Regions from separate parts of the Homo sapiens genome. Here region 2 is linked to region 1. Evidence: read pairs that join two places in POLR2A ChIA-PET (ENCODE). Cell type or tissue: GM12878. All regions are shown on one strand. Each heading gives the region's core, and the rest is flanking DNA. Links, peaks and the distances in the headings are about the cores only.

The links. Peaks named below come from ENCODE experiments on the same cell type or tissue, not always from the same donor. Only the 100,000 strongest peaks of a DNase experiment are listed, where the experiment ranks them.
Region 2: POLR2A ChIA-PET joins it to region 1 with 8 read pairs; 5 of 35 experiments call an interaction of 5 or more read pairs at or near these places.

What each region holds. Positions count from the first base shown.
Region 1 is chr7:99,375,352-99,385,434 of GRCh38, reverse strand. All of the region lies in intron 1 of ARPC1B (actin related protein 2/3 complex subunit 1B), which reads right to left. Among named protein-coding and RNA genes, the nearest start is that of ARPC1B, 5.7 kb to the right of the region's middle. RefSeq lists enhancers at 4,199-4,518, 5,119-5,438 and a silencer at 9,795-10,083. In GM12878, for the core only: no CTCF peak of the experiment used is centred there; DNase peaks (open chromatin) are centred at 4,304, 5,064 and 6,184; H3K4me3 peaks cover 4,061 bases; H3K27ac peaks cover 4,677 bases.
Region 2 is chr7:99,130,706-99,140,788 of GRCh38, reverse strand. The region is part of intron 1 of SMURF1 (SMAD specific E3 ubiquitin protein ligase 1); the gene reads left to right. Among named protein-coding and RNA genes, the nearest start is that of SMURF1, 8.4 kb to the left of the region's middle. In GM12878, for the core only: no CTCF peak of the experiment used is centred there; no DNase peak of the experiment used is centred there; H3K4me3 peaks cover 745 bases.

The DNA.
Region 1 (10,083 bases), core at 176-8,175:
GAGGAGACGGTACTACAGGGGAGATGCTCCCTGGGGCGGGGTGGGGTGCTAGGACTCCAAGCTGGACAGGCCCCTCACTTGTCATCTGTGCCTCGGTTTCCTCATAGGATGGACGACCCCCCCCCCCCCACCCAACTTCCCCTGCCCCATTAAGGATGGGATGAAGATGAAGTCATCCAGGCCAGGCCCGGTGGCTCATGCCTGTAATCCCAACACTTTGGGAGATCGAGGCAGGCGGATCACTTGCGGCCAGGAGTTCAAGACCAGCCTGGCCAACATGGTGAAACTCCGTCTTTACTAAAACTACAAAAAATTAGTCGGGTGTGGTGGCGGGCACCTGTAGTCCCAGCCTGAGGCAGGAGAATGGCGTGAACTTGGGAGGCGGGGCTTGCAGTAAGCCGAGATCGCACCACTGCACTCCAGCCTGGGCGACAGAGTGAGACTCCGTCTCAAAAAAAAAAAAAAAAAAAAAAAAAAAAATTAGCCAGGTGTGGTGGCACCTGCCTGTAATCCCCACTACTCAGGAGGCTGGGTGACAGAGCAAGACTCATCTCAGAAAAAAAAAAAAAAAAAAGAAATGAAGTAATCTCATAAACCACCTAGAAAGGTGTCCAGCACATGGCAGTTGGCCCTGCCGTGCCCAGAGCCCTGGTCTTCCCCCACACTGCTCAGACGGGGAGAAGGGAGGTGGCCGGTCTGCAGGGGCTCATGGCTGAGGCAAAGGCAGATATTTAACAGATACATCCCATTCTCCATCCAGACATCCACTGGCTGCACCCAGGGCTGGGAGGAGGCACAGGGCTAGGCGAGGCCTGGGTGATGGCTCTTGGGGAGGCCCCAGGGTGACCCAGCCTTGGGGAACTGAAGGAGGGAGATTTTTGTTTCTTGAGACAGGGTCTCTCTCTGTGGCCCAGGATGGAGTGCAGTGGTGTGATCATGGCTCACTGCAGCCATGAACTCCTGGGATTACAAGCATGTGCCACTGTGCCCAACTAATTTTTGATTTGTTTGTAGAGAGGGGGGTCTCACAATGCTGTCCAGGCTGGTCTCAAGCTCCTAGGCTCAAGAGATCTTCCCTCCTCACCTGCCAAGTATTTGGGATTACAGGTGTGAGCCACTACACTCGGCCAGAACGAGGGAGATGTTTGACTGCAGCCCTCTAGACTAGCCCCAGCACTGAAGGGGAACCCTGGCAGAGGGCAGCGACTCATCCTCCCGTCAGCCCAGCTCAGCCCCTGCCAGCCTGTCCCTAGCCTCCTCCACCTGCCGCTGAGTGTCAAAGGAGCCCACCAGGCCTGACGGGGGTGAGATCACGGTCTCAGCCCAATTCCTCAAACACATCTCTCCCCGCCTCCGTGACTCAGTTTCCCAGCATCACAGGGACCTGGAAGTGGAGGAGCCCAGTGGCACTGCTTGCCCAGCCACATGCCCCGGGACACATCACCTGCCTTCTTTTAACCTCAGTTTTCTCATCTGTAAAATGGGAACAGGAATCCTGCCTCCCAGCAGAGATGCTGAGAGCTGGAAGCAGATGACACACCGCACCTGGCCTCTATGAGGAGGAACCACGAGGCGGTTACTCTTAGCCTGTGATGGATGTGATATACCAGCCCTTTGAGGAGCAGGCCTCCCCAGCCAACCAGAGGCCAATCCTGGGGCACACAGGCATGCACCTGCCTCGGGCTTCCGTGCTGGCTGTTCCCTAGGCCTGTGACACTCTTCCCCCAGATACCGGCACACACGGCTCTCGCTCTGGTGCTGCCACTCAAGTCTGTACTCAAATGTCAACTTTTGGGGAGGCCTTCCCTGGAAACTGCAGCACCTTCCACGGTCCGGCACTTCGTAATTCCCTATTTCCGATTAAATTTTCTCAGCAGTCACCATCAGACATGCACTCACTGATCTGGCCCGCTGCCTTCCTCCCCTGCTGGAATAGAACCAGCTTGGCAGAGACACATTTTTGTTCTATCTTGTTCTCGTTTCTATTTCCACTGCTTAAATGCTTAGCACATAGTAGGTGCTCAAGAAATATCCGCTGAACAAATTTTTCATTGCCATTAGTGACCAACAGAGTACGTTCTCAGAAACGTGTGTGTGTGTGTATATTTGAGAAAGGGTCTCGCTCTGTTGCCCAGGCTGGAGTGCAGTGGTGTGATCACAGCTCACTGCAGCCTCGACTTCCCAGGCTCAAGTGATCCTCCTGCCTCTGCTTCCCAAGTAGCTGGGACTACAGGCTCACGCCACCCTACCCAGCCCTCAAAAATATTATCATTACATAGGTTAGGAATGAGGCCAGGCACGGTGGCTCATGCCTGTAATCCCAGCACTTTGGGAGGCCGAGGCGGGCGGATCACCTGAGGTCAGGAGTTCAAGACCAGCCTGGCCAACATGGTGAAAGACTGTCTCTACTAAAAATACAAAAATTAGCTGGGCGTGGTGGCGCACACCTGTAGTCCCAGCTACTTGGGAGGCTGAAGCAGGAGAATCTGTTGAACCTGAGAGGCAGAGGTCGCAGTGAGCCAAAATCACACCACTGCACTCCAGCCTGGGCAACAGAGCAAGACTCTGTCTCAAAAAAAAAAAAAAAAAAAAGGTTAGGAATGAATGTGTGTGAAAAAATAACTTAAAAATAATAAATAAATAAATAATTTTATTAAATAGGGCCAGGCGCAGTGGCTCATGCCTGTAACCCCAGTACTTTGGGAGGCCTAGGCAGGAGGATTGCTTCAGGCCAGAAGTTCAAGACAAGCATGGGCGATACAGTGAGACCCTATCTCTACAAAAAATTTAAATAAAAAAATTTGCAGGTGTGGTGGTGCACATCTGTATTCTTAGGTATTCAGGAAGCTGAGGCAGGAGGATTGCTTAGCCTAGGAGTTTGAGGCTGCAGTGAGCTATGATTGTACCACTGTGTGACAGAGCCAGACCCTGTCTCTAAAATAAAATGTATTAACTAGTACCATCCAGCACTTTCTGGATACTCCCTCCTTGCCAGCTCTAGAAAAAAAAGTATCCTTTTTTTTTTTTTTTTTCGAGATGAAGTCTCACTCTGTTGCCCAGCCTGGAGTGCAATGTCGCAGTCTTGGCTCACTCCAACCTCCGCCTCCTGAGTAGCTGGGATTACAGGTGCGCACCACCATGCCTAATTTTTATATTTTTAGTAGAGACAGGGTTTCACCATGTTGGCCAGGCTGGTCTTGAACTCCTGACCTCAAGTGATCCGCCCGCCTCGGCCTCCTAAAGTGCTGGAATTACAGGCATGAGCCACCGCGCCTGGCCAGGTGCTCTGTATACATTCTTGACTTCAACACTCCCACCAGCCCTGGACTTTCAGGGAGGCCTGGCTGCACTTGGGGAGGGATGCCAGGCTCCAGGTCAGCTCCAGATGACAGATGTGGGGGCTGAGGCCACCTGCCCAGAGTCACCAGTGACAGCCATTAGATAATGTGGCTGCCTCCCTCACCAGACTGGCAGTTTTGTGTTGGGTCTCAGGGCCTGGGCTGGGAGCCAACCAGGACTGGGAACCCTGAATGCCCCAGGAGGCCGGTGGCTGCCCCGTCACTGCCCTGCCCAGGGGCCGGCCCATCCTGCACTGCATCTGGGCCCAGGCACAAGGGAAAGGCAGAACGACCTTTGCCTGGGGCTGCAGTTTGGCCCCACAGGGCTCAGTGACCAGCCTGCCCGAGGTCACAACACAAAGCCCCCTGCGCTCACTGCCTGGAAGGCCCTGTCCACCTCCTGCTCACTCCAGATCCAAACCGCTTGCTTTCACTTGTATCAGGATGTCCTGGAAGATTCCTGGAGCAGCACAGGACACACACACATGCACATGTGTACATGCACGGGGCAGGGACCTCATGTTTCCTCCATGCTTAGAACAGGACCCCGGTGGGTCCCCAGTCAGCATTTGCTGAGCAAGTAGACACACGCAGCGCAGGGTCAGGCCACGCACACAAACACATGCGTGTTCAGCCTCACACACACAAGCACACTTTGCATGTTAAGCCTTGCACACACACATGCACACTGCACCTCCCCACACTTTAAGCACATGTTTAGCCTTGCACACATGACCATACTCCCCACATGCACGTGTTGAGCCTCACACACAGGCACACTGCAGGCCTGCACACATGTATGTTCAGCCTTGCACACACGCAAGCGCACTGTGTCCACAAGCACACTTTGCACGTGTGGGCAGCCTTACCCAGAACAAGCACCCGGCACCCACTGGGGCTGCCTCTGCAGCCTCTCTCTCCTTATAAGGCCTCTTTGTGTAAGGTGAGGGCCCCGGAAGCACCATCTCAGCGCCCTCAGCCATGTCAGCAGGTCTGATGGGGGTTTCCCTGAGCGTTTCCTGTGTTCCCAGGCTGGGACATCACCACCCACATCTGATGCCAGCACTGTGCAGAGAGAAGCTCAAGGCCTGTGACTGATTCACGGTGCTCATCTACACCCCGACAACCCCCATGGTCCAAGGTCACCAGCAGGGCAGGGGCAGGGTGAAGGCCAGAAGCCCACTTTCACACTCCACCCAGGCTCTGGTTGGCCCCAGGACTCCAGCTGAGGCCAATTTTTCCCTCCCTTTCAGCCCCAGGAGGCCCAGACTGAAGGAACCTCCGGGGATGAGGGTGGGAGAGCCCAGACTCAGAACCCTGGGTTGATGCACAGACTCTGACATCCCAGCATCAGTGGTCACATTCTTGCTGTGTGCCCAGCCACATCTCTGCCCTGGCTGTCAAGACGGAGTGGCTGGCTCTGCTGAAGACAGCAACCCCCACGTGTGCCAGTGGGCAAGGGCAACCGAGAGGACTTGAAGAGCCCTGACCACTGTTTCTAGGACCTAGACATACTCAAGGGGCAGAGGAGGGGCTGGAAAAGATGGCCACAGTGGTACACTAGTGACTGGCAGAGGAGGGAGGTTGAGACCACACCTATCAGCCAATCACACTTCAGCATGAATTAGCAGAAATACTTCCTAGTCTGTTGAACAAACCCCTTAAATGGGGCAAAGAAGTGTTAAGGGGGCGAGAGACAGGAAGACTCATTTCCCTTTTTCCATAACTTCTGCAAAGCAGCTGAAACCCAAAGCGCCTCTGCGATAACTCCCCAACCCCCACATCTTACCAGTGAGGAAGTGGGAGAGCAAAAAGGGAGTGGCTTCTCTCAGCCAATGCTGCCACAGGGCTCCAGTCTCCTGCCTCAGGGATTCTAGCCGGGGACACTCCAACTTCATCATCCTCAGGAAAACCTCTCACCTACCAAGCCTGCGTGAGCCAGCGTGTGCTCACCCCCGCCTGCCAATTACCCTGCTCTGGATGTCTCAGGAGAAAAATACGAGGGCTGCTTCACCCACCAGTGTTGACAGCATAAGGTCTCAGTGATGGCTCCTGGGGGAGGGATCCAGGACACCAACCCACTATCACTGTGGCCCTGTGAGCCAGCACTGTGGGCCTGTTTGATGTTAAGAAACCAGAGAGAGGAGGGGATAGCCGGGCACAGTGGCTCACGCCTGTAATCCCAGCACTTTCGGAGGCCGAGGTGGGTGGATCACTTGAGGTCAGGAGTTTGAGACCATCCTGGCCAACATGGCAAAACCCCGTCTCCACTTGGAAAAAAAAAAAAAAAATTAGCCAGGCATGGTGGTGCCAGGCAAAGAAAGCCTCAGGCTGCCCAGCGGCGGGGTGGTGGTGGTGAGGCACTCTAAAGTCCTGGGCCTTGATACTCTCTCCCTTACTGTGCTGGGTTTACATTCTAGCTGTCTTCATACTGGCTGGGTGCCCTCAGCCAATATTTCCCTCCCATCTTAATCCAGATGAGGCTGGGGCTAGACTAGGCACAGGCTGCGGGACCCTTCTTGCCTGGCTTCCTTAGGTTTCCCTGAATCCAGAGGTTTGGCTGTATCAGAGGCTAAACCAAGGAGGAGTTGCCTGGAGGAAAGATCTCAGCATTACAGGCGCTCTGGGAAGTCCCCACCCAGCTCAGGCAGTTCTTGGATAGAGCAGCCAGCAGGCTAATTTGCACCGTGCTAAGCGGTTACTCAACTTCCTATGCTGGGTCAGAGCCCTTCCTACCCCTATCCTTCCCTCTCCAGCTCTGCTCTTGAAGTCTTACCAACCACGCAGAGTGAAGTCAAGAAACACACATGAAAACAATCGTAAGGTACCATTAAAGCACCGGTTAGTCATCCAAACAAAACAAAAACACACAAAATTCAATGCTAGCAGAGCTGTGGAGAAATTGTCATTTGTTGCTAATTGGTTTAATTCTTCTGAAGGGCACTCAATTCAACAAGTGGGTGGGACCAAATATTAATAGAACAGAATAACACTAACAGGAACTTGAAAATTAGCATTCTGGCCAGGTGTGGTGGCTCACGCCTATACTCCCAGCACTTTGGGAGGCCGAGGTGGGTGGATCACGAGGTCAGGAGATCGAGACCATCCTGGCTAAAACGGTGAAACCCCGTCTCTACTAAAAATACAAAAAATTAAGCCGGGCGTGGTGGCGGGCGCCTGTAGTCCCAGCTACTCGGGAGGCTGAGGCAAGAGAATGGCGTGAACCCGGAAGGCGGAGCTTGCAGTGAGCCGAGATTGCGCCACTGCACTCCAGCCTGGAGGACAGAGCAAGACTCCATCTCAAAAAAAAAAAAAAAAAAAAGAAAAAGAAAATTAACATTCTTTGGTCACATACACCCATTTGGTCCTAAGAAAACAGCAACACATTTTTCTTTCTTTTTCTTTTTTATTTTTGAGATGTAGTCTCATTCTGTCGCCCAGGCTGGAGTGTAGTGGTGCATTCTCGGCTCACTGCAACCTCCGCCTCCCAGGTTCAAGCAATTCTCCTGTCTCAGCCTCCCCAGTAGGTGGAACTACAGGTGCCCACCACCACGCCCAGCTAATTTTTGTTTTTGTTTTTAGTAGAGATGGGGTTTCACCATGTTGGACAGGCTGGTCTCGAACTCCTGACCTTGTGATCCACCCGCCTCGGCCTCCCAAAGTGCTGGGATTACAGGTGTGAGCCACCACGCCTGGCCCCATTTTTCTTTTTTAAAAGCAAACAGGTGGGGTGCCATGGCTCACGCCTGTAATCCCACCATTTTGGGAGGCCAAGCCAGGTGGATCACTTGAGTCCAGGAGTTCGGAGACCAGCCTGGGCAACATGGCAAAACCCTGTGTCTATAAAAACTACCAAAAAAAAAAAAAAAATTAGCGGGATGTGATGCTGTACGCCTGTAGTCCTGGCTATCTGAGGGGCTGAGGCTGGAGGATTCCTTGAGCTGGGAAGGTGGAGGTTGCAGTGAGCCGAGATCTCGTCACTGTACTCCAGCCTGGGTGACAGAGTGAAACCTCATCTAAAAAATAAAGCAAACATGTTTATAATAGCTGTCTTTATAATGGTGACAGTGTGGAAAAACCCAGGTGACAATATGGAAAGAGTAAATTATGACATTAACATGTTGAGATGCTACGTAATTATTAATATTAGAAAAGACCTATCAACCGACGGGTGCGGTGGCTCACACCTGTAATCCCAGACTTTGGGAGGCGGAGGCAGGTGGATCACCTGAGGTCAGGAGTTTGAGACCAGCCTGCCCAACATGGTAAAACCCTCTCTACTAAAAATACAAAATTTATCTGGGCTTGGTGGTGGGCACTTGTAATCCCAGCTGCTCGGGGGGTCGAGGCAAGAGAATCACTTGAACTCGAGAGGAAGAGGTTGCAGTTAGCTGAGATTGTGCCACTGCACTGCAGCCTGGGCGACAGAGTGAAACTCCGCCACCTCCAAATAAAAAAAAAAAAGAAGAAGAAGAAGAAGAAGAAGCTGGGCGCGGTGGCTCACGCCTGTAATCCTAGCACTTTGGGAAGCCGAGGTGGGCGGATCACCTGAGGTCAGCAGTTCGAGACCAGCCTGGCCAACATGGTGAAACCCCGTCTCTACTAAAAATATAAAAATTAGCCGGGCATATTGGCATGTACCTGTAATCCCAGCTACCTGAGAGGCTGAGGCAGGAGAATCACTGGAACCCGGGAGGCAGATGCTGCAGTGAGTCAAGGTAGTGTCACCACACTCCAGCCTGGGCAACAGAACAAGACACTGTCTCAAAAAAAAAAAAAAAAAAAGAAAGCACGTATAAGGCAGGCGTGGAGGCTCATGCCTGTAACCCCAGCACTTTGGGAGGCCAAGGCAGGAGGATCGCTTAAGGCCAGGAGTTTGAGGCCAGCCTGGACAACACAGCAAAACCCTACCTCTACTAAACATTTAAAAATTAGCTGGGCATGGAGGAACATACCTGTAATCCCAGCTACTCAGGAGGATCCCTTGAGCCCAGGAGTTTGGGGCTAAAGTGAGTTATGATCAAGCCATGGCACTATAGCCTGGGCAACACAATGAGACCCGGACTCCAGAAAAAAAGAAAAAGACCTATCAATGGATTATGTACAGACATATGTAAGAAACAAACTTTACCGGCATCTATCAGGGCGATTTTACCCAGACCTTTCACCATTCTCCCCCTGAAGCAAGCCTGAGACATTTTTTGTTTGCTTTTTTTTTTTTTTTTGGAGACAGAGTCTCGCTTTGTAACCCCAGGCTGGAGTGCAACGGCATGATCTTGGCTCACCGCAACCTCCGCCTCCCAGGTTCTAGCGATTCTCCTGCCTCAGCCTCCTGAGTAGCTGGGATTACAGGTGCCCACCACCACACCTGGCTAATTTTGTATTTTTAGTAGTGACGGGGTTTCACCACGTTGGTCAGGCTGGTCTCGAACTCCCGACCTCAGGTAATCTGCCTGCCTCGGCCTCCCAAAGTGCTGGAATTACAGGCGTGAGCCACCGCGCCCAGCCTGTTTGCTTTTTACCTTCAGTTTGTACAGGAGGAAACCCAGGCTCAGACAAAAGCAACGATTTGTTCAAAGTCACTCGGCTTCTACTAAATGACGCAGCTTGGGACTCTGACCCCAAATCTTGGAGGCCAGGAAGTTAGGTTCACCTGGGGGAACACTATGATCAAGGTGAGCAACAAACGCACGTTTATACTGTCAGCGCCTGACACGCTGCCAGGTGTCTTGCAGTATTGCATTTCAGCCTCCCAGTCTTTAAGGTTCCCATTTTCCAGATAAGGAAAGTTGAGGCTGGCAGGAGTTGGGTGGCTTACCAGTCACTGGCCAGTGAAGGGAGAAGCTGGCACTCCTACCTAGGTCCCTAAGATTTTATTTATTTATTTAGAGACGGAGTCTGGCTCTGTTGCCAAGGCTGCAGTGCAGTGGTACAGTCTTGGCTCACTGCCAAGGCAGGTTCAAGCAATTCTCTTGCCTCATCCTCCTAAGTAGCTGGGATTACAGGCATGTTACGTGGCTTTTTTTTTTTTTTTTGAGACGGAGTCTTGCTCTGTTGCCCAGGCTGGAGTGCAATGGCGTGATCTCGGCTCACTGCAACCTCTGCCTCCCGGGTTCAAGCAATTCTCCTGCCTCAGCCTCCTGAGTAGCTGGGATTACAGGTGCGTGCCACCATGCCTGGGTAATTTTTGTATTTTTAGTAGAGACAGGGTTTCACCATGTCGGTCAGGCTAGTCTCGAACTCCTGACCTCAAGTGATCCGTCCACCTCGACTCCCAAAGTGTTGGGATTACAGGCATGAGCCACAGCGCCTGGCTACATTTTATTTATTTATTTTAATAGAGAAAGGGTCTCGCAATGCTGTCCATGCTGGCCTCCAACTCCTGGCCTCAAGCGATCCTCCCGCCTGGGCCTCTCAAAATGCTAGGATTCTATGTGTGAGCCACCGCGCCCGGCCGGGATGGGTGGTGGTAGCCTCCGGGCTGCATTGGCAGAGGAGGCAGGGGGAGGTCTGACTCCCCAGGCTTGCACTCCTGATCCCTTCACTGCCCGCGGGTGCAGCCCGGCCCCGCCCCGCCCTAGGCGGCCTGGCTGCTCTCCCAGCGCCTCCGGAAAGGGAGGGGCTGCTCGGATCTGCCCTGGCCGCGGAGCCCTGCAGCTGAGGGGGTGCGTTCCGGGACCCCGCCAGCCAGGCCCGCCCCGTACGGGACCCCTCGGACCTGGCCCGGGGGAGGCGGGTGGGAGCA
Region 2 (10,083 bases), core at 640-8,639, 250 kb after region 1:
TTAAAAATGAGGGATATTTCAACCAGTCAATGAATAGACACAGAGCGAAATTCAGTGCAAAGATAGTGAAGATGGCCTGGCGCCGTGGCTCACGCCTGAATCCCAGCACTTTGGGAGGCTGAGGCAGATCACGAGGTCAGGAGGTTGAGACCATCCTGGCTAACACGGTGAAACCCCGTCTCTACTAGAAATACAAAAAATTAGCTGGGCGCGGTGGCTCACACCTGTAATCTCAGCACTTTGGGAGGCTGAGGTGGGGCGGATCACGAGGTCAGGAGATTGAGACCATCCTGACTAACACAGTGAAACCTCGTCTCTAGTAGAAATACAAAAAATTAGCTGGGTGTGGTGGCGGGCGCCTGTAGTCCCAGCTACTGGGTAGGCTGAGGCAGGAGAATGGCTTGAACCTGGGAGGTGGAGCTTGCAGTGAACCGAGATTGTGCCACTGCACTTCAGCCTGGGCAACAGAGTGAGACTCTGTCTCAAAAAAAAAAAAAAAAAAAAAAAGGATACTGAAGATACTACATTTAGAACTTTGGGGTCCACGATTCTATTTGGGGGTGAATAGGGCATTAGATTTACAGTTAGGAGACCTAGATTCTAGACAGATTTCTCATTAACTACATGTTACGGAACAAGTTATTTAACCTTTTTGGGTCTCAGTTTCTTTATATATCAAATGAGATTTCAGCTCCATTATAATACTCTTTGATCCTCCTTCTCACAGGATATATCAATTTAGCTACCTACTTATTTCAAATTACTGTTGGGCACTTGGGCTTAGTGGTATTCTTAATCCTGATATTCAGAAAATTGTGTTGGAGTGTAGCACATGTGTTTGATTTATGCCAAGCATTAATTTTGTGTATTGATTACATTTATGACTTTATTTCTTCATGTGGGATTGTTTTTGAAAACTGTTGGGTAATATGTTGAACTGCTTTGGCAACCTGGTCTAAACAGTAGAAGAATATTTGAGCCTTTGTATTTAAAATAATAACATTTTAACGAATGTTTTTGTGGTATTTTAGTAGGAAAATAGTTTTTAAATGGTTTCAGTAGGTTTAGGGGCATAATATATCCAGAATCAAGTGATCTTTTGTTAAAGAGCATTATCTTGTAGTCATTGGAGTTCACTGGCAAATCAAACACTTTAGAAACATTTTGATTGAAAAATCAAGCAGGATTTGCAAAAACTTTGTTCTTATCTGGTACACAAATGAATCCCAGACACATTGTTTAGGCCACTTTGGGTAAAAGAATGGAATTCAGGGTTCTACAATGCTCTTCAAGAAAATTAAATTTTATTGTAATGTCAACCAATTAGTTGAAATACAAGTGCCTAAACTTTTTTGTGCTTTTATGCATTGAAATACTCTCAGATATCCTGGTGTTTTTATATCTTTTGGAGCATGACTGCATATTGTGAAGTAAGAAAAACTCTAATTCCAAACAGAGAGGAACAAAGAGACTTTCCTTGATAGCATGTGGAAATATGAGGTTGTTTTTAAAATTGTAGCTTGTGGGATGTAAGGGTGACTTGTGTTTTGGCATTCAGATGGTGCAACTGTGAGTGAAATAGTTGTGGTAATAGCTGTTGATGATGTTGGTTGATGAATTACAGGTGTCTCAATTGATTCAAAATAGTTAAGTCTCTCAAGAAAGATTAAGAAAATTGTTAAGACTGTTGACTTTGTCAATTTGTACCAGCTAAGAACCTCACTTATGTGAGGCAGGCAAAACTTTTGTTTCAAAAACCATATAACACAGTTGCTGTGATAAGATGGAATAAGTGGTCAGTTTTTAGCTCCCTTTGCATTTACATTTTCCTTAGGGTCTGCCTCAAGTTTAGGAAGATACAGTTAAGGCAGTTCTTTGAGATGAATTATTGGAAGGTGTAGGATGGGTTAGAACAAATGCTGTTGCAAAACTTGAATTGCAATTATACTTTAAGAAGAATCACATTCTGCCAAATAGAGGTTTTTGTCATTGATTTTGTGATTTGATCACATTTGTGTTGCCTTTTAGAACAACTTTCTTTTTTCAAATCCATTTTTTTTTCCTTTTAATCTTCTTGGCCCACCCAACTGACTTTAGACATGAAATCTTTCATATGCTTTATTTCTATCTCCATTTTTACAGTAGTTGTGATTTATCAAACTAGGATTTTTAACTTCAAGTCCATCTGTCAGAGTTTAAAACCTCTAGTCTTGCAGTTACAAAAGTCCTTTCTGAATGTTGGGTTTTTCTTTCTCTTCCACACATTTTCATTTTCTCGGTTCAGTCACAATGTCAGGTTCTAGTGTGGAAAATTGGGTGAAAGAAAGGTTTTGGAGGCTGTGTTATTTATGAAATATTTCCTCATGGATTAAGAAAGAAAAAAAGACAAAACGACAAATAGTGTTTCAATATCACCTCAGTGATCCAGTTAACTAGACTGGCTGTTTTGTACAACATCGTGGGCACTGGTTAACAGTTAAAATAGCTGAATTGTGCGTTTTATTCAGTGGTTCAAAAAAGCCTCAAATGGATGAAATAACTTGATATCTTCGCCATGCTCTGATTTGCTGGGTAAGACAGCTAACTTTTAGGATGCTTATTTGGATCAATTTTTTATAATTTCAAAACCATTTTAGAGGCTAATTTTTTTTTAAACAAGGAATATACAATTTTTTTTTTTTGTCACTGAACAAGTTTTAAATTACTGGTTTGTTATTTTGTAAGTGAATTTGTAAGTGAAAGCCTCCAACTTAAATTAGCTTCTTGTCCAGGGAACTCATTCTGACTGACTAAAGTCCCTAAGGCCTTTCTAGTTAAAGGAAAGCCATGGAGCTATGTTTAAAAAACAAAAGCACATAGCTATGGGGCTTGGGCATATCTTCTTTTTAAAATGTCACTATTACTGTTTTGTCTCCAGATGCAATTTAATCCATTTAGATATTTAAACCAAGTGGAATGTTGTTTCCACATTTCTGGACTAATGGGGGAAAAAACACCCTCATATTGTTTTAAAACAAGGCTTAAATAATGTATAATCAGCGCGTCTGGTGACGCGCCCCACTCTGTAATTCCAGCTGTGTTCACCTCCACTGCAGCTGAAAGGAATTCTAATTGGCTGAGGAATGTCGGCAACATCGTTTATCACTGAGCAGGAACCTATCCTCCTGGCTGCTGGGTGATGCATTTCAGATGTTTTAAGCTCCGGAGCCCAACTTGCAGCTTGCTTTCAGGAGTCTGGAGGAGCATGTCACGAAGCTGCAGATTGTAGATGGCAGCCTGCGTTCTTTGTATGTTGGGCATCCGCTGAGTTCTCTAAAGGGCATGATGCTTTCCTGTGGTTCCAACACTGGACTGGGGATCAGAAGGTCTGAATTTGATTTCTAATTCACACAAGTACCACAATGAAGAAAGGGGAGGGGGTGCATAGGATTATGATCTTTTCATGATTCAGTTTTCCTATCTTTAATGCCAGAGATCTGTCTTTTTAGAGCACAAAAGGACCTGCTAGAGATGGATTAAATATTTTAATGAGTAGTTATGAATTATTTATAGAGTAGCACAGTATTAATACAGTCATAGATTCCTGTTATGTCTTATTCCTAAATAGCCAGGTAAATAATAAAGCTAATAACGTACTTTGACATTGAAGAAAATCTATAGAACCGGTTAATAAACATGGAAAAATAATACAATGAATTGATAAATTATGTATTCAGAAATTCCTTAGAGAAATAGTGTTAGAAGCCAAAACCAGTATTATCTTTATTTTTATTTTATGTTTTTCCCAGGCCAGGTAATGTGCCATCGGACAGTATCATGTTTATTTTTTGTTTTGTTTGGAGATGGGGTCTCACTCTGTTACCCAGACTGGGGTGCAGTGGCACCATAACAGCTCACTGCAGCCTCGACTTCTTGGGCTCCAGTGATCCTCCCACCTCAGCCTCCCGAGTAGCTGAGACCACAGGCATGTGCCACCACGGCTGGCTAATCATTGTAGTTTTGGTAGAGATGGGGTTTCGCCCTGTTGCCCGGCTGGTCTTGAATTCCTGAGCTCAAGCAATCCACCTGCCTCAGCCTCCCAAAGTACGTGGATTACAGGCATGAGCCACTGCACCTAGCCAGCATCATCTTTAAATGATGAAATTGTGGAAACATTCCCATTAAAATCAGGAACAATGCAGGGATGTACACTGTCAAAATAGTTATTATTAATAACTAGAGAAAGACATCAGAAAGCAGGAAACAAAATTGCTGTTATTTATAGACGTTATGATATATCTTTAAAAGCCCAAAAGATCAGCTGAAAAACACTTATAAACAATAAAAAACTTTAGCTGGATGGAAAATTTCTCCATGGCAAAAAATAGGATAAAATCAACATGCAAAGACAAACTAGGAACAACAATCTGTAATGGATACGAAAATGAAAGTCTGGTTTTCCTAATATATAAAGAGCCTTCAAAATCAATTAGGAAAAGGCCAGTACCTAATAGGCAAAGAATATGGACAATTCACAGAAAAGAAAATGGAAATGGATTTGAAACATGTGAAAAGACAACCCTATTTTCTCTCTTCTTCTTTCCTTTTCTTCTTTAGAGATGGGGTCTTGCTCTGTCGCCCAGGCTAGGCTAGAGTACACTGGCGTGATCATAGCTCACTGCAGCCTGGAACTCCTGGGCTCAAGCGATCATCAGCTTCCTGAGTAGCTGGGACTGCAAGTATATGCCGCTGTGCCCTGTTCTCTCTTATGCCCATTTTCTTTCTCTAAAAATTTATTTTTAATTGATAATCAGCCCTATTCATACTAAACAAACTACAAATTAAAAGTAAGAATGAAACAATTTTTCATCTAGAAGAGTGGCAGATCAAAGAGATTGAAAATCTTCTGTGATGAGACAAGAGTGTGGAAAAACAGGTCTTTTACTCTAGTGGTTGAGAATATAAATTGATAGAGTAGGTACCAAGAGCAGTTTGGCACTGTCTATCAGATCATAAATGTTTATGCTCTTTGATCTAGCAATTCTGCATGTAGGACTTTTTTCTTATGGGTGTTTTCACACATTTATGTAAAGTCCGGTGTGTAAAATCATTGCAGCATTGTTTGAAATTATAAAAGACTGAAATCAATGTGAATGTGTATCAGCAGGGACTAGTTAAGTAAATTATCGTGTATTCCCAATGATGTGTAGCTGTAACATAATAAGATAGTGTTTTATATTCTGATATGGAACATTCTCCAAGATATATTATTGAGTGGGGGGAAAAAGCATGATTCAAAACAGAGGCTAGTGTGTGTACTATTTGAATAATAAAACAAGAAATAAAAATAAAGGGGGAAATCTATAGATAGGTCTGTATAGAATACGACTGAAAGATTTTGACTGTTGATTTCCTTTGAAGAGATTCTCCTGTTCTCCTCTTCAGAGGAAAGAGAGAGGAGAGAGGGAGAGAGGAGAGAAAAGAGAGAAGAGAGGGTGACTTTTCATTATATGCCTTTTGTAATATTTAATCTCCTCCCTTTTCTCACCCCCTTGAGCATGTATTGCTTTTCAACAATTAAAAAGATTAAAAAGCTCTTAAATAGATAAGAATTTCTTAGAGCAACTAGTAAGTACACTAACTGCCAATTGTTTTGAAATGTAGACATTCTGAAAAATCAAAATGATTGTGCCGAATGTATTTTAAAAGGCTAAAATATTATAGCATTTCAAAGTACATACTCATATTTATAAGGACTTCCTCACTAGGAAGATTCCTGGGTTCTACAGAATAAAATTCTTGGCTACTTGTCTTATAGCTCTGAACAGACTTATTTTCCCAGAGAGTATGTTTATTATGTAATAGCGAGTTGCCTGACCCCCCAAAAAGCTTGTTCTATCATATTAAAATAAGGCAAAATGATTACTTTCAGATTAAGAAATTTGGACTCTAGATCTTGTTTATATAGTGAGTTCTTTAAAAAACTGAGGTCTTGGTTCTGAATAATAGTGGTTTACATAATTTATTTAGAATGTCATTTGGGGTTATCTCTGACCTATTTTTATAAAATAATCTCATCTTTAAAATAGGAGTAAAATGCTCATTTGCATAAGCCAGTAATAATAATTTAGTATTTTTCCAAGTATTTATAGTCAATGTGTTTGCCATGAACTTTTTTAAGGGATTGTTTTTAATTTTAGAAGTGCTTTAAAAAGCAATATTGGCATCTGGCTCTGTAGAAGTAGAAAACATGGTAACTTCAATGTGATATATTTGCTTTTTTCCCCTCTTAGGTCTTTGGGGTAAAAAAAATCCAAAGTTTACTCAATTTTATTTCTACATATATTACCTACAAATTATAGAGGTGAGACCTGCTTGCTGCCTGTTCATACCTGTCAGTGATACTAATACCTCCCGTCTGTACAGTGTTTCATAGTTTCCAAAGGGTTCTCGCGTGGTTCCTCACTTGAGCCTGGTGAGGAAATACCTGTAAACATGGGTAGAAGTTTTAGTCCCTTGTAAAACTCTGGTATAATATCAAAACCAGGAAATTGTTCACAGATTCTAAGGATTGGGGAAAAGAGAAAAATAAACAAATTGCTCAGGAGTAGAATTTGCAAAAAAAAACGAAACAAAACCAAAAAACTCTGGAAATAAGGCACGTTTAGCCTTACAGAGCGAGACCCTGTCTCAAAAAAAAAAAAAAAAAAAAGTGGGTGGAGAAGCACTTTTCCTGATCTAGATCAAGAAATAGAATATTGCTGGTGCTTGGAATGTCCCTACAATCCTGAAAATAGCTCATTCTCACTTTCTACCTCCCTCAGCCGCACCCCCCTGGCAAAGATAACCACAGTCCTGACTTGTAACAGCCTGTTTTTGAACTTTGTATTAATGGAATCTTACTGCATGCAACTGGTTTCTTTTGTTCAATGTTATTTTTGTGAGATTTATCCGTATTGTTATGTGTGGTTGTACGTCAGTCATTCTCTTTGCTGTTCAATATCCCATTATGGGCATATACCATAATTTATCCCTTTATCTGTTGATGGGCAGAGTCCTTTCTAGTTTTGGCTTTTAAGACTAGTGCTGTTTGGAATTTTCAGGTATATGTCTTTTGGTGAGTATTTGCATACACTTCTGTTGGGTGTATACTCAGGAGTAGAGTCACTGGACTGTGGAATAGGCATATGTTCAACTGTAATGAAACTTGCCAAATGCTTTTCCGAAGTGGTTATACCAATTTACATTTTCCACCAGTGGCGTATGAGAGTTCCAGGTGCTCCTTTGCCAATCTGCGTGTTTTCTTTTTCATTTTAACCCTTTCCTTGAGTGTGGATTGGTGTCACATATTGTGGTTCTACTTTCTTTTTTCTCTAATCTATACCTTAAATGGCAGCCTTAGAGACCTTTTTTTTTTCTTTTTTAATTTTGAAGTAATGATAGATTCACAGGAGATGGGAGAGAAATGTACCGGGAGGTCCTGTGTACCCTTCACTCAGCCTCCCCCAATTTTAGTGTTTTGTATAACTGTGGCATGTCAAAACCAGGAACTTGTTCATGGGTTCTAACGATAGGGAAAAAGTAAGGGCAAAATAATGCAAGCAAAAAGACCCGGGAAACTAACTGTTTACATTGGTGCAATCCAGAGCTTAGTCAGATTTCACTAGCTCCGCGTGCACTGCGTGTGGGTGGGGTGTGTGTGTGTGTAGCAGTCTATGCAGTTTGATCCCATGTACAAATTCATATCACCACCATTGCAATCAAGATGACCAGCTGCACCACCACCCCAGCCTCCTTGGAGCTATCCCTTTCTAGCCGCATCCACCCATCCCCAGTCCCTGGGACCCTGGCAACCACTAAACTGTCACCCCCAAATCTTTTAAGAGCATAAATCAGATCATGTCATTTCCTTCCTTAAAGCCCTCCAGCAGCTCCCTACTCAGAATAAAATCAAACTCCCTCTGTGATCCTGCCATATTCCTCTCTGGCAGCCTCTGTGCCAGGTTCTGCCTTATTCTCCACCCCAGTCCTCAAATGTGGCGAGTTTAATCCTGCTTAAGGGCTTTTGCATGAATTATTCCTCTGTGTGTGTGTGTGTGTGTGTGTGTGTCCGTGTGTCTGTGTGATGTTATAATACTCTTCCTCTTGACTTCTCAATGGCTTCTTCCTGTCATTCAGGCCTTCAGCCTAAATAAATATCATCACCTCAGGGATACCCTCCCTGACCATCCCTTCATAGTCCCTCCCTCACTCACGATCAGGCAGCCTATTCTGCTGTCTTCATAGCACTCACCACTTCATGGTATTTTTGTTTGGTTATTCTCCCATCATCCATCTACCAATGTCCAATCAATTTTTATTTTCTGTCTCTGCTCTTGGTAGTCAAGTTCCGTGAAGCTAGGGTCCTTGCTGTCTGTTTACTTCTGTATCCCCTTCAACACTGCTTGGCACCTGCTGGTGCTCACAAATACCTGGTGAATGAGAGAATTAATGCCCTCCTTGTTTATTGGGTCTCCTGGTCGCCTCTGAGTTGGGCGTCGGAGGACACCTCTCCTGGAGGCAGCATTGCGTTCATAGCCACTTCTTGTTGATATGAGCAGGGATTAGAGATCAAGCAATTACAGGTTGTTGTCAGCCAGGCTTGGGGTTTCTTTGACTATGTGATACCCTAAAAGGCAAGTCTACTCTATCTTGGGCTTCTGGGCCATTCCAGGGGCTTGAACCAAAGCCCGAAATTTTAATTCTGGAATTTGGCCCAGCTTTGTAGCTTTTGGTTTCCAGGTCTTTTCCTTAGCCTCTCCCTCAGGGCTGGCGGGGATAACTGGTTGGGCTGGAGAGACATCATTCATTTGCCCCTTGCCCAAGCTTTGCGGTTGCATCTTGAATAACGTTTCCCATTTTCAGGCTGTGAATACTGGACCTGAGTGCTTGGGAGAGACCTGGGGAAGCCTTCTTTTGCTCACCCTACCCCACAGCCTTATCTCCTGCTAAGTCTTCCCTCCCTTTCTTTCTTCATCCTATCTCTTGGTTCCCCTAGATTGCATTTTGTAGCAGAAAGGGCCTCTTTTCCTCCCTCTTCACTGCATTTTCTTTGAGACAGGATCTTGTTCTGTCGCCCAGGCTGGAGTACAATGGCACAGTCATAGCCCACTGCAGCCTCAAACTCCTGGGCTCAAGTCATCCCCACCTCAGCATGAGCCACCATGCCCAGCTAATTTTTAAACTTTTTGTAGAGACAGGGTCTCACTATATTGCCCAGGCTTGTCCAGAACTCCTGGCTTCAAGCGATCCTCCCATCTTGGTCTCCCAAAGTACTAGGATTACAGGCAAGAACCACCCACCTACCCATTTCCTTGATTCTTTCCTACCAAGTCCCTTAGTGTTCCTTGTAGTCTTGGTGGTTGCATCAGACCACAGTCTGATTGTTTCTTTCCCTGATAATAAAGATAGTTAAATTCTCAGGCCGGGTGAGGAGGGTATTCATTGATTTTTCACCCTGCCTCCTTTCTTCAGCTAATTTCCACATTTTTAATTCTGTCTTTTATGTACAATATCGCACTTCCTAATGTTGTTGTTGTTTAAAAGCAGGATACCTTCAGATGTAAGTAGCAGAAAACCTAGGTTAAATTAGCTCAATAGAGAGAATTTTAGTGACTTCACTGAAAAGCCCAAGTCATTCCAATGGCAAAGCAAGGACCTGGTTTCTCTCTATATCTCAGTGTTTTGACCTCAGCACTATTCATGACCATCTCTTCCCCTTGTGCTCAAAAGCTCCATGGCTGTTTGCTTGCAGCTTTAAATCCAGCAGAAAAGTTAAAAGTCTGCTTCTTCAACAGCTCAGTCCTGGGGTAGAAGGCCTGGAGTTGAATCCTCTTGTCTCATTGGCCTAATTTGGGTCAAGTGTTCATTGCTGAACCAACCGCTGTGGCTGGGATGATGGGATGTGCTCGTTGGACAATTAGGTTCCATCTTTGAATCTAATCAGGGGGTTAGTCCCACCCACAATACAGACTTGGGTTGTTTGGGGGAACAGGAATATGGATGCCAGGTGGGCAATCAATAAATAACTAGATGATACCGATTGTTTTCTTTTAAAATTTATAA